2 separate regions of the Mus musculus genome follow, and region 1 is linked to region 2. Evidence: chromatin loops called from intact Hi-C (ENCODE). Cell type or tissue: heart. All regions are shown on one strand.

What was found. A loop is a pair of places that touch in the nucleus more often than their neighbours do. Peaks named below come from ENCODE experiments on the same cell type or tissue, not always from the same donor. Only the 100,000 strongest peaks of a DNase experiment are listed, where the experiment ranks them.
Region 1: it touches region 2 in a loop (6-fold over the local background); 2 of 42 quality-filtered maps call a loop at or near these places.

What each region holds. Positions count from the first base shown.
Region 1 is chr14:100,280,985-100,288,984 of GRCm38, forward strand. Gm41231 (a long non-coding RNA gene) reads left to right here and starts at 4,739. Exons shown (of 4, transcript XR_003951003.1): 1 at 4,739-4,802; 2 at 4,889-5,447. It also overlaps a transcript of Klf12 not described here. In heart, a CTCF peak has its summit at 4,211; DNase peaks (open chromatin) are centred at 2,677, 3,607, 3,997 and 4,927; H3K4me3 peaks cover 4,797 bases; H3K27ac peaks cover 4,150 bases; H3K27me3 peaks cover 233 bases.
Region 2 is chr14:101,290,210-101,298,209 of GRCm38, forward strand. No RefSeq gene overlaps it. Among named protein-coding and RNA genes, the nearest start is that of Gm34361, 93 kb to the left of the region's middle. In heart, a CTCF peak has its summit at 4,696; no DNase peak of the experiment used is centred here.

The DNA.
Region 1 (8,000 bases), 1.0 Mb before region 2:
ACAAAGAAAATAAGCTGAGTGTGGGGGCACATGCCTACCCTGTACCCAGAAAGTGGAGGCAGGAGGATCAGGCTGTCAAGGGCAGCTACAGAGTGAGAGAAGTCCTGCCAGGATTACAGTAAAAGGGGAAGGGGCCAAAATATAAGTATTTCCAGTTTGCCACTGTAATTATCTTTAAAATGTAAATGGGACAGAAGCTAAGATCCGTATCAGAACATATTAAAAATGAAAGTTACTTCATAAACAAAAAAGATAATGGTAGTATTAATTTGGAGATCCTTAGCTCTTGTTCCTTAATCACAGTGGATACAACATCAATAATAATAATAATAATGTTTGTGCCAATGTTGCGCATTGATGCAGATACAGCGCAGCTACCTTTATGAACCCCAAACACTTCAGAATCCTGCTCCCCAACATACGAAAGCACATTGTCTAGCATCTCAATTTTATAGAATTATTCTAATGTTATTTAATTTATAAAATATGAAATTTCATACTTTCCATTTTGTATCAACTGAGAAAAATGCCCAAGACAGTTTTATCTCATCAGCTACTATAAGCACCACCTCCCTGGATAATATTTCTCACAACTACACATTAATGAACACTTCCCAGTTGAAACTCCTGAGTACAGGGTCTGGAGGACCAAGTAGCTAAATCACCTCTGCTAAGATAAAACGCACCTGGGTTTAAAGTAAGTAATTTTATGATGTTGGAAACAGACTGCTTCATGGCTTAAGATCTGACTCTGGAACTTTGAAACTCCGTTTCCCTTCACAAGAAGCCAGATGTCAACTCCAAGCAACATATATATCTATATATAGTCACAACATTATAGACTCTAGGCTGTGTGCAAGCTCTGGGTACTGAACACGAAGAACCCAAGGAAAAAGAGTGCTTGTACCACCTACGTTTCTGGAGCACACACAGGCAGCAGCTGGAGTAAACAACCAGCCAAGAGCTGCTAAGGTCAAGGTCTCAACTGTTACACCAGGACCATGTCCTCCCAGAGGACATGGTTTCTTGAAAAGTACTGGGGGTGGGGGTGTGAGGGGGGAGACAACAATTTTCATTCAATAATCAGTTGTAAAAAATTATCCAATAAAGTTGAGCTGACAAAAGTTTCTTTGAAATATGACTTGCTAAGTAGCAGACAAATAACTGAAGGACTTCTGTAACCAACAGAAATCCTCAAGAATGTTTTATTTACCCTGACACAGCTATGCTAGTTAAACAGATGCAGTTCATAAATTAAAATTTCATGTGAAAATATTTTAACTTGGCTGGTTTAAATATATTTGATTAATTAAGAGTTAGCATAATAAACCTTTTTTTTTCTAAATGCAGTAAATGTTTGTTTGTTGTTTGTTTCCTTCCAATATTTAAATGCTCAAATTGCTCTCTCTCAAACCCAAATTAGCTTTCTGGATTACATCTATCAAAATTGACCAGGCAACAGTGATACAATTGAAATGTCTGTCTTCAAGCATCCTATAAATAACAACAGGCTACAGTTAAATTTTTCAAACCTAAAAATATACTCTTTACATAACCAATTTCTACCTGGTTTTTCCGTTTGTTGTTTGTTTGTTTGTTTGTTTAATGGAATGAACATTCAGATAAGAACTGGCCACTAGACAGGCTTTTTTTCTTAGGGAGGAGGGGTCCCCCTGTGGTAATTAAATGCCAGATTTAAAAGCATGCCTAGGATGATGGTTTATTTTCTCATTGAAGTGACCACTCCTCTTCCCATCAGAAGCTGCGGCTTCCTAAAAGCCACCAAATGTCTTTCAAAGCATTTACTTATCTAAACATCTCTTTCCACCGCTCAGAAAGAGGCGTGAAGGCTTCGAGGTGAATTTGCAGAATGACGTGTGCAATTGATTGGCAGATGTCTAAGAAGCACCTAGATGCACATTCACTAGATGTGAATAGAGCCTCTGCCTGTCTCTCCCGTGTTACAGGGAAACAGGATGTCAATGCCAAGTTAAAATATCTTAGTGCTCAGTCGAGAATTCTATTAGACAGTAGAATTATTTTAAACAATCCATACAAAACAGAGATTTAAGCCATCTGTACAGTTAAATTAGAGAGCTGACAATACTAAACACAGAAACTGTTTATCCAGATTATACATTCCGCTGTACTAATACTCTTTAACTCAACATTTCAGCTTTTATCAGCTGAATTAGGGCAATTACTAGTAAAGTATGCAAAACTAGAGGAGCAGAGGGAGGGGGCTGGGAAGCTACAGGACATCTAACAAAGGAATTGATACTTTTTCCAAGTATTTGCCTCAAATGCACCAAGAAACAAAACTGTTGAGTGCACCCCACCCTTTTCGCCAAAGATAAAAGTTTGCAAAGTTCTGAGAGGCAGTTCTCTACCCAACAAAAGCAGAATTGATTCTCCCCGGCAGAAGAGCATCTAAGAAGAACACTGACTAACGTCGAGGTCAAGTGCTAGCCCTCTTAGCTGAGCGTCTAAGGCTAGAAGTGGCTCCTAGGCCAGCTCCGCGGGCTTCTCGGCCCAGGTGGCCTTACAAAGTTGTCCCTTGTCAACTCCAGCCAGGTCCTTCGTAATTGAAAATAACAGCCACAGGCCAGCCCCTGGCTACTCCCATGGACCAGGCACAGTAGCGAGTGACAGTTCCACATCATTACGACCAGAGACAATAATAAATGTAGCGCCAGGACTACTATTCATGCCAGCAATCTTATCTCCTCCTTAACCCCTTCCCCTCCACTCTCAAGAGCTCATACACTGCCCGCACGGCTCGGCCCCTGTGTGGCTATTCATTCAGCCCATCCATTCCGAGGGACCAACTACTTCCACGACAACCCCCCCCCCCGCACCCCCTCCCTGATTCAGCCCTGAGGATTTATTTCTCATCCTTGGCAACTGTCAGGCAAACACTGCAACCAACAATTCCAGTCGGGGGAGCAAAGCATTTGCTTAATTCACGTTACTTGCTAAGTTCTTTTAAAAATGTTTAGGGAGTGGGACAAGTAACCTCCCTCTTTCTTCTCCGCGAATCCGACCGCCGCTCCAGGCTCGGCAATAGCATCGCCCTTCCCCGACCCCCTCCCGCTTCCCAACACCCCCCCCCCTTAAGAACACAGACCAACCAAAATGATTTAACTTGAGCAGATGACAGAGGAAAATAAAACATGTTAAGAGAATACGATCTGATTTGGGATGGCAAAAAAAAGGAGGGGGTTGTTTATTTTGATTAAAAAAAAAAAAAAAAAAAAGGAATCGGCACAGACCTGAACAGAAGCTGCAGAGCAGGAGAAATTGTTTTCTTTCCCTCACACAAGAGTCCCCCTCTCTCTCGCCCTTTCTCTCTCACACGCGCGCGCGCACACTCGCGCACACACTCACACACACACACACACACACACACACACACACACTCACACGGCGTCACCCGCGCACACTCACACGCACACGCACAAGCAGAGCCTCTCAGCTGCTCTCTGCAGTTCTCAGGAAATGAATGGGGGGCAACCCAGGGAACTGTTGTACTTGCAAATGACTTACCCGGATCACATGATGCGCTAAATGTAGGGTGGGCCGGTGGGTGGAGGCTGCCGAGACGCGAGCCCGGGTCTAACGTGGGGAGCCACGCCAGGCCCGCATCGAATTACCCCGGGGCCCAGCCGAGGGGGTTGCAAGAAGCTGCTTCTCCTCCCTTTGCAGCCCGCAGCTCAGGAAATCGGAGAGGAGCGGGGGGTGGGGCGGGGCGGGGTGAGGTTGGGGTGTGTGTGGGGTGGGGAGGGTGGGGGGTTGAAAACAGCAAACCCCCAAACAAAAGAGCTCCGGGTCCTCCTCCCCAGAAACAAAGCCCCGCCGCTGCGGGCGAGCCCCGGGGTGGGGCCGAGGGCGGGGGCGGCGGCGGGGAGGGGCTCGCTCAGCAGGCGCTAAGTCGCTTTATTGCCATAAAATGGGGCCCCGAGCCGCTCTGCCGGAGGATTAGGAGGCGGGCTCTGAGTGTGATGGTTGAAATCCCCTGTGGGAAACTAACCCCTCCCCGATCACAGAGGTAGAACGCAACACCCACTGCCCAACCCTCTTCTAGCCAGCCTGGCCAGCGGCAGGGGGTGGGTCCGTGGAGCCGCCACCCCGCCCCACCGGCCCCACCCCTGCCCCCGCCCCTGGCCCTGGGCCTTCTCCGCTCCACCCTGTCACCTGCACCACCTCTCTGCGGCACCCTAAATAACCAGTACATGGCCCCTGCCGCTCCAATAGCCGCAGCCTGGGGGGAATTCTAGGGGTCTCGGAGAGAGTAACCTCCGGATGACAACTCTCATTGGAGAGACTCTTGTTGAGCTGGCACCAAGTCCCCCTCTTTTGTGTCACCACGCGCCTAGGCAGCCTTGGAGAGAGAATTAGGAGACAAATAAAGAGGCCAGCCCGCGTGGCCCTTGCCCACTCCCCACAGCAACCAGGGTGGGTGGAGGCGAGCGAGGAAGGGGCCCGCGCCCAAGCTCTCCCTGCGGCTCAACCCCGGCTAAGTTGGAAAGGTGTGGGCGGAGCCGTTGGAGTCCGAGGGGTCCGTCCCGGGCGCCTGGCGGCTTGGGCAACAATGGGGTCCCGACGGGGGCTGCTCCGCGGGTGACGGGGGCAGAGAGACTCTACTAGAGATGAGGGGGAATCATTATTTAGGTTCGAGTGCGTTGCACGTTGCAAGAGAAGCCAGGGCGCCCCACTCGCTGAGATTCACCTTGGCGGGATGAATGGGGGCGAGGTTCGGGCGTGTGCCTCGCTCGGCTACCGGGGCACGCCGGGGCGCCTAAGCAAGCTGGCCATTTAGGAAAGCAGTGAAAGAGGACAGGAGGCTCCAGCTGAGCTGGGACCCCAGCCAGGGCGGCGGGGACATGAGTAGGGACAGATCGGTGCTCCGTCCTCGGAGGGGAGCCCGGTGCTGGACGCCATCCCTGCAGCCCCGCCTGCGCGCACGGAGCAGTGGATTCGCGGGATTCTGGGCGGGGAGAGGGAGGAGGCGGCTCGGCTGTTCCCTCCGCGGCTGAGAGGACTCCGGGTCAAGCCTCCCGGGAGGGTCGGAGGGGGCGGGCAGTGGAGGAAGCGGAAAGGGCCCGGCGGGGTGCAGGGTTAGGGCTTACCCCGGGCAGTCCTGGAGGGTCGGGGCACTATGGGTACCACTTTCTTGAAACGGAGGTGAGCTCCTGGGGCCTGACAACCCCTACCCGGTGCCTCCTAGCCCGCCCTGCGTGGGAAACCGGCCTGAAGGTGGGAGGCTCAAAGGGGAAGTTTGTGTTAGAGAAAAATTTGCAGTTCTGCGGAGTGGAATGGGGTGGGAAGAGAAACCGTGGGGAGGCCGAGAAACAGGAAATGAGAGCTAAGGAGCAAATTGGAGCCAGGAAAAGCCAGCTTCTACATCTGTGTGGCAGCGTGGCATTTGCTGAGCACTTAAGGCCCAGGTGCGCTGTTAATGAAAACAAAGGCGGGGCACCGGCTGGCCCAGCTCTGCCCTTGCCACGTTTTGTGAAGGAGGCGAATGGGAAAGGTGGTCCAGCCAGAAGAGGACTGGCGCGGCCCTGTCCTAGTCAGGACAGGATGAATCAGCGGCCGGCCGGAGTCCTCTTCTCAGAGAAACAGGATTGAGAGAGACAGTGTGTCCCTGTGTTAAGGTTTCGAAGAAGAACAAATGAGATAAGTGTGAAAGTGTCTGAAATGTGTGCGGCACGCTCTTCCAGAGAAGTAGCTCTAAATGAGAAAGCAGTGGGAGCAGGGAGGTATGAGACTCGGGTCCCCAGGAAGGAAATGGGACCTAGAGGCTAGAAGGTTCATTCACTGCTAGAATGAGGGTCAAGGGTGTCTCTGTTCCAAGAATTGGCAGCCGCGAAACTCCACCTGGTCTGATCTTGGAAAGAAGCCCCTCTCCGCTCCCGTGCATCCGGACAGAAAGAACGCTGCAAACTCAAGCTTGCAATATTGCAGAGTATCAGCAAATGTTCAAAAAATCCTCTACTGGAATCACTAAAATTTTCCCGCAGGTGGGGCTAGGATAGGCAGGGTTGGGAGGAGGCTCTGAGGAAATTATGTCATCCCGGCAGTTCTTGTGCTAACAGCTTTCTCAGAGATCTTGAGTGCCGGAGTAGATCATCAATATATAGAGAATACTTCAATGCGCGGGAAAACAAAATGCCTCCTCCCTATAGCAACAGCCATGGGCGTGTTAGGCAAGCGATGACGTTCGAAACTGATCTACAAGAATTCATTCCAAGGGAGAAGGAAATTAAGGGCAGGTCAAGGTTAAGATCTAGAGTCCGAATAAAACCTGTGGTCAAAAGAAGGAAATACATCAAGTATTGGGGCAAAAAAAAAAAAAAATGCTAGCAGCATTTTGAAAAAAAGAATACTTTTAAGTGGAAATTAGAAATGGTAAAATATGGCAACTCCCCAGCTATAAAGAGGGCGGGGGATGAAAAGAAAAACACAGGTTTGGAATGGAGAATCTTGAGAACCAGGGGTGAGAGTGGAAAAGTAAACAAAGAATTTTAAAAGGAATTTTACAGGGATGGATGTTACTGAGATTTCGACTGCAGTGTGCATGCCAAGTGGGGGAGGGAGTGTCTGTGAGTGTGTCGTATGTGTGCATGATGTGTGTGTGTGCATGTGCGTTCGAGTGTGTGCATGTGGTGTGTGTGTGTGTGTGTGTGTGTGTGTGTGTGTGTGAGTGTGTGTGAGAGAGAGAGAGGAGAGAAAGAGAGAGAAGAGAGAGAGGGCATTTGTTTCTAATGGAGATTATATCATTCTGGGTCTGTACAGAACTTAAACTGTGGAGAGAAGGAAGTAAGGCAAGGAAAGGTCCTGCCGAGAAGGATGGGCGTAGTTTTTGCTGTTTAGACCTTTCTACTCCACTCCATGTGTGTTCAGAGATAACGGGAAATCAGAACAAGTAAAAATGGCAAAGTTCTTAGTATCAAGCATGTACAATTCTGATAATGTAAAAGAATAGTAAGAGAGAAATTACTGAATCATAGAATTTTAGGACTGAAAGTATTTATGAAATTTTATCCCGTAAATGTAAATACTTTGGGCCAAAGATAATGGCCCAGCCTTCTACTTACTTCTTACTTGGTCTTTAACTTGAAAAAAAAAATGCCAAAAAAGGATAAAGGGTGTTATGTTTGACTACACATGGCATACACATTGAATTAATTTTATATAACATATTGTCCAGAAAAGAAGAGAATGAACAACCCCCCCAAGGCACATAATATAAGTGACTCAACATCAATTATACAGCAAAACCAACAGCTGCTTTATTTAATGATATGAAAGCAGATATTCTACCCACAACCCCCACCCACAGTTTTTTAGATTTCATAGTTAGCTAGTAGTAATTTAATGAAAAATTATTATCGCTGTTGAGAGAAATCGTTTATAGTATAAAAAAGTTTAAACCTGTACCACACCCCAATTTCTATATGGTAAAATTCTCTCCAATGTGTATTAAAAGTAGTTAAACATTTAGATTAAAGAGAGCAAAACTGCATGGGTGATGTGACATTCTGTGAGAGAAGTTGAGTCCATTTCATTGCATCCCAAAGAGATTAGAATCAACTGGAAGTGAAAATACATTGATTCACACAGGTCTAAATAAAGTTTAAAAAAATAACCATACTCCTTCCCAGGGCTAGACATGCATATGAACAGATAGACTTTCACTGCCTATATTTTTCACGTCATATTTTTGGCAATAATGTGCAGCAAAGAGGAATTCTGTTTAGGCATGAGAAAGGCACGTTTAGAATCTTTAGTACAAATGGAAACAGCTGGTGATGTTATGTGATGATGTACTAAACAGAATGTTTTGATTTGGATGGTGAGCTGTCTGAAAATGGGGAGGGAAAAATGTTATTTGATAATTTTGTCACAGTCATCACAGGTTTGGGGTTTCTAGTTTCAACATCACATATTAGACACCCTTTTCCAAGTTCCTCCCGTGCTTTCTTCAGACCTCTCAT
Region 2 (8,000 bases):
TTTAGCTTTCTGTCAGCGATAGCACCGGCCGCTGGTTTCAGATGTTTTTCCCCTTGGAAGAATCTGTTCATGACAGTACTTAACAGCCACTCAGTTAGCAAAGAGCCCTAAGACAAGAGAGCGGACAAGTTAATGGTGTAACAAATCAGTTGTTAAGCTAAATGGTCAGTTTGCACAGTACGCTATTATTGCTTTATTGAACCCAACTTAAAGATTTACAGCAGTTACATTTTATTCCAGGTACAAGATGCACAAATGAAATACCGAGGGGTGCAGGTTTGTCTTACGCGGCTTTCATTAAGAACCCAATTGCACGGCAAAGTCAGTTAGAATATATCTCGTTCCGTGTGACAGCCAATTTTCCACCAAGATTGGAAAGTCTGGGAGCTTTTTAATCCTTGATCTCACTCTGAGAGTGCAAGAGATGGGAGTTAGAGCATTTTTAAAATTGTTTAAACCAAAGCTTCAACGGTAACAAGCGCTTGTCCCTGACTGCAGAACAATGGAAGAATGGAACATGGCCGTGATGCTGAATTCCCTTTGATGAGGAAACTGTCTGGGAAATACTTATTGCCAAAAATAGAATGGTACTTTTTTTTTAATCTGGCGAATTTTTCAGAGAAAATATATTGTGTTGTAAATGTGTTTATTACCAAAATAACTTGTGACACAAAGTTTGACCGCTTTAGCACACACAGCTGATCATGTCAGGACTCACTTAACAGAGATTGTTTGTTTGGATTTTGCTTTGGGGGTTAAGATTTGTTTTGTTATGCTTTGTCTGCTATGTGGAAAGCAGTTTCAAACCTTTCTCTAGGCAACAGCAGGTACCAGTCCTTATGGGCTTCCAATGCCTGTAAAGGAAACAGATTTTTAAAAATAATCACTACATGAGGCAAGATACTCACCAGCAATAGAAAATTTTTTCAATAAAGTTGCTCGAGAAGATTGGCAGTGAGGACTCAACCACTATTGTAAACGATTGGAAATTTGTTGTTTGGAGAATTGTCAAAATCAATCAGGGATTTCATAAGTGGAAGGAAAGCTAAGTACTTCACTGAACACATATGAAACACCTTCTGTAAACTCCCACAGAGTTGCTTCTAACTCTTTAGTTTCTCTTAGTATACCTCTCTATTAGGAGGAACTACAACAGATCAAAGCTTAAGGTTTAACCATAGTGTACTTAGCTTGCTCAGTGTCCCCACGCTATGTATAAAACACTTTTTAGAGTAGTAGCCACAACCACAATAAGAAAGGTCAGAATAGCTGGGGTTGGAAATAATTGCTTGGTGTAGATCTATAAAAAGCTATTAAACCAGTCCTCAGAGGATGCTGTGTTTTGGTAGGAAGCTCTGCATCTCAGCTCACTATTGTTTAATATATTTATGTCTAGAGTTGCAGAACTGCAAACTGACTTTTAATTTCTTTAGTGACACTAACCACAACTGTGTGTGTGTGTGTGTGTGTGTGTGAGAGAGAGAGAGAGAGAGAGAGAAAGGGAGAGAGAGAGAGAGAGAGAGAGAGAGAGAGACGTAGGAGCTGTGTGTAATGGTATCTAAAAACTAGACTGATGACTTGCAAGTCAGCAGTTGAAAAGAGTATACTCTGTATATTTGTTTTAGTATTTTTTCTGTTATAAAATAAATATGGCATTTAAAACCAGCACAAATGTCTGGATTTCTTTGTTATAATGAAAGAAATGTCCTTAAATGTTTTAGGCCCTAGGAAAGATTGTTCAATGGGCATGGAAAAGTAGAGCAGAAAGAAAAACCATGACAATTTCTTTTGCTAAATGGGCAGCCACTCTGGTTTGCCCTTAGCATGTTAGTTGTAAAACTTCTACCACTCACCACAACCTAAGATTCCTCAGTATCTCTACATGGACTCTAAGATCTTTGGAGGGAGAGATAACTGTTTTTCTTCTTATAGCTATAGACATGAACTCTGGCATCATGTTGGGAAAATGGGTATGGTGTGTTGGGAGGGACAATACCAGGGAGAGTCAATATGGAAGAGTCACCAAACACTGTATTTATAACCTAAAGGCACACTTCAAGAAAGAAAACAATGACTCTTGTGAGATGAGCTGCTTACACATGCTGGTCTAACTCCCACTAACCTGAGAAAACCAAAGGGGAAAAATGCTATAATGAAAATGAACACATAAAATAAGCTAAGTATCAGAATTTTAAAGAATGACAGTGGTTGTCCATCGGCATCCACAAGCTCCATGAAGCTTTGGATATCTCAACTTCTTCACAGTTCAGAGTCTTTTATGTAAAATGATGCAGGATATGTAAAGAAACTGTATGTCAATTCCTATATATTTTCATGCTATAGATTATTTATAATACTTCATACAAGGTAAATGCTACATAAACACTTGCTATACTGTGTTTTAGAGAGTGATAAAGGAAAACCAGATACACAGTTTCAAATATTTTCAATCCATAGTTGACTACATTTGTTAGTGTGGACTCTGTTATTACAGAGGGCCAATTTCAAGCATCATAATTTATTATACAGCGTAGCTGTTAAGACTTAAAGTGAAATGTCCCCCAGGGGATGAAACAACTGTTCTCCAGCTCATGGTACTGTGTGGGAAAGTTGTGGAGCTACTGGGACAGTTGCCTAGTTAGAAACAGTGGGTTACTATGGCAAGGTCTTGAAGGTCAGAGCCATTCTGATTCTATCCAGGCCATTCTTCCTGGTGTGTTGATATGTGAGACGTATCAACACAATGCTTCTTTCTACTGGTATGCTGTCATGTCTTCTACAACACAATAGACTGTCATTGCCTAGAAACCAAACCTTGTATGTTTCTTTTGTCTGACATTTGGCCATAACAATATGAAAGCTACCTGACACTGAATGAAATGAAGAAAGTGTTTTTAATCTCAACACCAATTTGAATATTAAGAAATGTGTTTCAGTAGAAGAGTAGAAAATTATGACTCAAAGCTGTACCAAAATGGACATATAGTAAGCAATTTAGCCTATAAAACACTGATTAAAAGTGTTTAATCGGTGGAGAGCCTCATGATTGTGACATTATTTTTCCTAAATTGATAGTAGATTAACACAGAAGACTGTAACCGCAACAAAGTCCTTCTGACCCAAGCTTAAATAAAAAGTAACATCTCTAGCCTTGTTCTGAGCAGCTACAGAACTCAGGGTATTCAGGTGCCATGCAAAGACGTGCCACCTCATTTCATTTCTTCAGGATTTACCTCAGTCGCTCACTTCATCCTCCTCAATGCCACTGAAGTGCATCACATCACTCCTCTATAGACACAGGCTACTTTTCAGCACTACTATGGCCAACTGGTATACATGACATGTAAGCATGTGATCTCATCATTACGAAGAACAATATCAACTGACTGGACCACACAGAGCCCCCAGGGAATAAACCACCAGCCAAAGAGTACATATGGAGGAAGCCAGGACTCCAGATACGTATGTAGCAGAGGATGGCCTTATCTGACATCAATGGGAGGGGAGGAAGGCTTGATGCCCCAGTGTAGGGGAATGCCAGAGGGATGAGACCAGAGTGAGTGAGTAGCTGGAAGAGCACCTTCATAGAGGCAAAGGGAAGCGGGAGAATGGGAGTGGGATGAGGGAGTTGTGGAAGGGTAACTACAAAGAGGGATATAATTTGAAATGTACACAATTAAAATTATTTAAAGAGAGAGAGAGAGAGAGAGAGAGAGAGAGAGAGAGAGAGAGAGAGAGAGAGACACTTTGGTCCCACTTGAAGTCTGCTACAGGATACTAAAAAATCCTGTGGGCAGTGTCTCTTCTTTATTGACAACTGTTGATATTTTCTCTCCAAAAACACAATATACAGTTGCCCAACATGATGACAGATTTCATGCCCAAAACTGTAAGGAAAAAAAAAAAAAAAACCACACAATTGTACTTGCCTTTAAGTGGTTTAAAACACACACAGAAGACACAGGTGAGCCTTCTATTGAACAAAACACTGGTAGGTTTCAGGCTAGTACTTGACAGGCACAAGTGTGACATCTTGCATTTTTAGCAGTAGAAGTTATTATTGTATAAATTACTCAATCCTTAATAGGCCCACTGTACAATGTTCCCAGGAATCCAAGGAATATGTGGCCTTTTCTAAGAATACAACTATGAAACATGAAAGCTCTTTCTGAGTTGGCTATATACATACACCTGATCTTTAGTTTGCAACCACAAACATAAAAATACCAGAAGAAACCTGTGTAAACAAGTGTGAGTTTCAGAGAAAAACACTGAGTTATAAAAGAAAGGTTCATAGTTAAATAGTAATTTGTAGAAAATTTTAAGTTTCTGAGTGTATTTGTTAGTTTTCCTTAATTCTTACACAGACAAATTGCATGTTGGAGACTTACTGCCAAGATAGAGATAAAGAGAGAAGTGGGGGGGGGGGTGTTTCACAGAGAGGGAAAAGCATATGGAATGTATATCTCTGTCAAAAGGTGCACATTCCTTACCCTGCCTTTCTCAAGTAGGGACCCCATAACACTAACTGGCAGTAGCGAGGGCCTCGGCAGGGTCATATTGAAGTCTACTGACTCAAGATGGCATTCTGAGTTCATGTGCTCAACTGGATTCCCCTGTACACCTCCCCATTCAATTAAAGAAACGCAATCATAAGCCATCAGCACTGGAAACTAAGCAACAGCGCCATCTACATGACAGATGTTCTAAAGAAACACAGAACAGATTTCACAGACAGAAGCAAAGACCAAGCAACCACCATAGAGATAACACAAAAGCCTGGAGAGGCCATAAATAAAAGCATCTCCCGGGCCAGCAGCATGGCTTGGCAGGTCGGGAGGCTTGCTGCCAAGCTCAGCAACTTGAATTCACGTGGTGGAAGGAGAAAACAGACTCTGGCAAGTTGTCCTCAGATCTTACATGCCACACATACATGCTGGAGGCACACATACAAAATAAGGAGACAGGTAAACATTTTTAGTCTACCTACCTGAACAATCATTCAACCTGGCTTGGAACTCTTCCTTCTTAACCCTCAATTCAAAAATTAATATTGACTCTTTGAGAACCAGAGCCAGTTGTCCAACCAACTCAAGCCTCAGGAAGCAGCAAGTCTCAGAATCCACCAAGATTTAGCTGGAGTGTGCCCAGCACCCATGGAATATGCATGTCTGGTAACAAGAGCAAGCAGGACGCAGAAATATTTGTTTTTGTGAAAGAGATAATTTGTGTGGAAGATAATTATTTTGATGAGAGTAAGGAAGGACTTTCAGTAGGATCTACAGAGAATTTGTTTTGATGAGCAATCCATTGTTCTGTTGAAACACCAAAGGATTTACCTGTTTAAAAAAAAAATGGCAGCAAGCTTCATCCAAAGTAGGTCAGCCCTTAGCATGTGCTTACCCTTGAGACTTCAGGCGAGCAAATCATTGGAAAACTCCCTTGGCAGTGTCTGTTATATGGCCCTGTTCCCTCATGTGTCTTATTGTATTAGCTGTTTATCCTGTCAGTCTCTTGTCAGGAGTTTCCATGCATTATTTCTATAGGCTTTTCTGTAAGTGTTTTGAGATTTTCTTCCATCAAAGCAGTTTGGCTTTAGTAAGACACAATTTTCAATTTTTGTTTCTAATAAGGTAAATCCACTATAAACTCCTTCCTGTTTCTATATCACTGTCTTTCAATGTTAAGAGTCATTATGTAGGAGAGTAAGATCCTCACAACCTACCAAAGTAGTATGCAATTTTTTTGTTTTGTTTTCTTTTTATTTGTTTGTTTCTTTGTTGCTTGTATGCTTTTGATGCATGGTCCAAGAGACCCACGCTGACCTTAAACTTGCTATGTAGCAATGATGACCTCCAACTAATCACTCTCCTGCCTTTACTTCCAAAGTACTAGAAACACAATGTATACCTGCCATCACACTCAATTTATCCATGTGTGTGTCTATGTGTATGTGTATATGTATGTATATATTATGTGTGTGTATCTCTGTCTGTCTGTGTGTATATGTACATGTATGTGTATATATATAAAATGTGTGTCTGTGTGTATATGTACATGTATGTGTGTGTGTGTGTGTGTGTGTGTGTATATATATATATATATATATATATATATATAGTGTGTGTGTGTATGTCTGTGTGTCTATGTGTCTCTGTGTCTGTGTGTGTGTGTTTGTGTATTCCATGTGTGTGCAGGTGTTCAAAGAGGACAGTAGAGGCAAAGGATCATCTGCAGTTGGACTTAGTTGGACTTATCTATTGTTTAACCTAATAGACACTGTGTTTTAAATTATAAAACAAGCATTTCTCTCTGCCGGGTTTCCCCTCTTTGCCATCCCTCACAAGAATAAAATCGAGAAATGGGATCCATTTCACATGCATTATTTTGCTCTTTAGTTATAAAATAAGAATAAAAGCAAGTAAAATATTTACTTTGAATAAATTTATCATTTAGAAATGATAAAATAAACTCAAGAAAGCTTGCATGTCTTTAATATAGATAAAACTGAACTAAGCTGATTGAAAAATAAGAAATTCATACAATTGTTTCTTCAAACTGCTCTCACAATGAAGCAGAAAAACACAAAGAAAGGGTCAATTTTCAGTGAGACTGGCTGATGGTCAACATAGAAAAGAATCAAAATTTTATGTGATTTTTTTTTATTTGGGGGATAACCTTGTGAGCACAGAAAGACAAATACTTCAAAATTCCCTTCAGATTGCAGCTAAAACTTGGGGCTCATAAACAGAAAGTAGAATGGTAGCTATCAAAGCAGAGGACCAGTGGGTATTTGGAGGAGGCTAGATGCAGAGTAACTGACAGAAGTCAGTTCTGTAGGTGCATTGCCCAGAAGGGCCATTATTGTAACTCAGTATTATACTGCATAAATCAAACCAGCTAAAAGGCAAAATGATAGATGTTCTCATCACAAAGAACTGGCAAGTGTCTGAGGTAGTGGGTAGTATCTACAGTCTGAGATGGTCATGACATAAAATGGGAATAACTCCACACCCTGCAATGATGGACAGTTAGTAGTGGCCAATTTTAAATAATCATAAACATGAAATATGTATCAAAAGATAGTGAATTTATTTCAGAATCTTTGAAAGTACCCTTTTAAAAATAAAAAAGCCTAAGTCTAACAAATAATTCACACTATTCCAAAATACATAGAAGAAACTAACAACGTTGTCAAGGAAAAACTGCCTTCCCCAGATGTATCTGTCTAACTTGAATAGTTTAAGAATTACTATGTTAACAATGCCTGAAGTGTTTAAGTGTCTATAAGAACCAAACAAAACAAAAGAATTGTTTTAGTTATTCTTTTATCTAACTGGCTAAACTTGCTACTAAATAAATAAATAAATAGATAGATAAGCCCACCAAGCCAATAAACCATAAAACAAAGGTATTAAGCAACCTTACATTTTTGAGTACATGCTAAATACATTCAAATAAAATACTAATATTTTATATGATGGAGGTATACTGACTGACTGACTGACTTGTGGTTAGTGAAAAAAGGTTTATCAGCTGCTTGTTAAAACCACACAGCTTATAAAAAGGAAAAAAGAAAAAGAAAAACTCTTAAATGTTTAGGTAAATATCCCTCCATTTTTCTCTCCTGATAAATATACACTTTTGGTCAAATGCAAGGGATTTTGTATGAAAGGATACATGATAATGTGTATCAGCTGAGGGCTTTATTCAAATATGTTCATACACATTCATCCATGTCAATAATTATAGATCTACACCATTTGCAATGTCACAGATTATTCAATTATACTTATGTGCTCTAATTCACTAAACCAGTCTAATGGGTGCTTGGGCGGCTTCCAATTTGGTGTCATTATGAATAGCTCTATGATATCCTCCTTGGGCATAAATCTCTTCTCATTTTGTGATTACATTCCAAAAGAAGAATTGTAGGATCACACAGCAAGCATATTTCATTATTTTCTATTACTAGATGCTCTTTCAGAAAATTTAAAGCT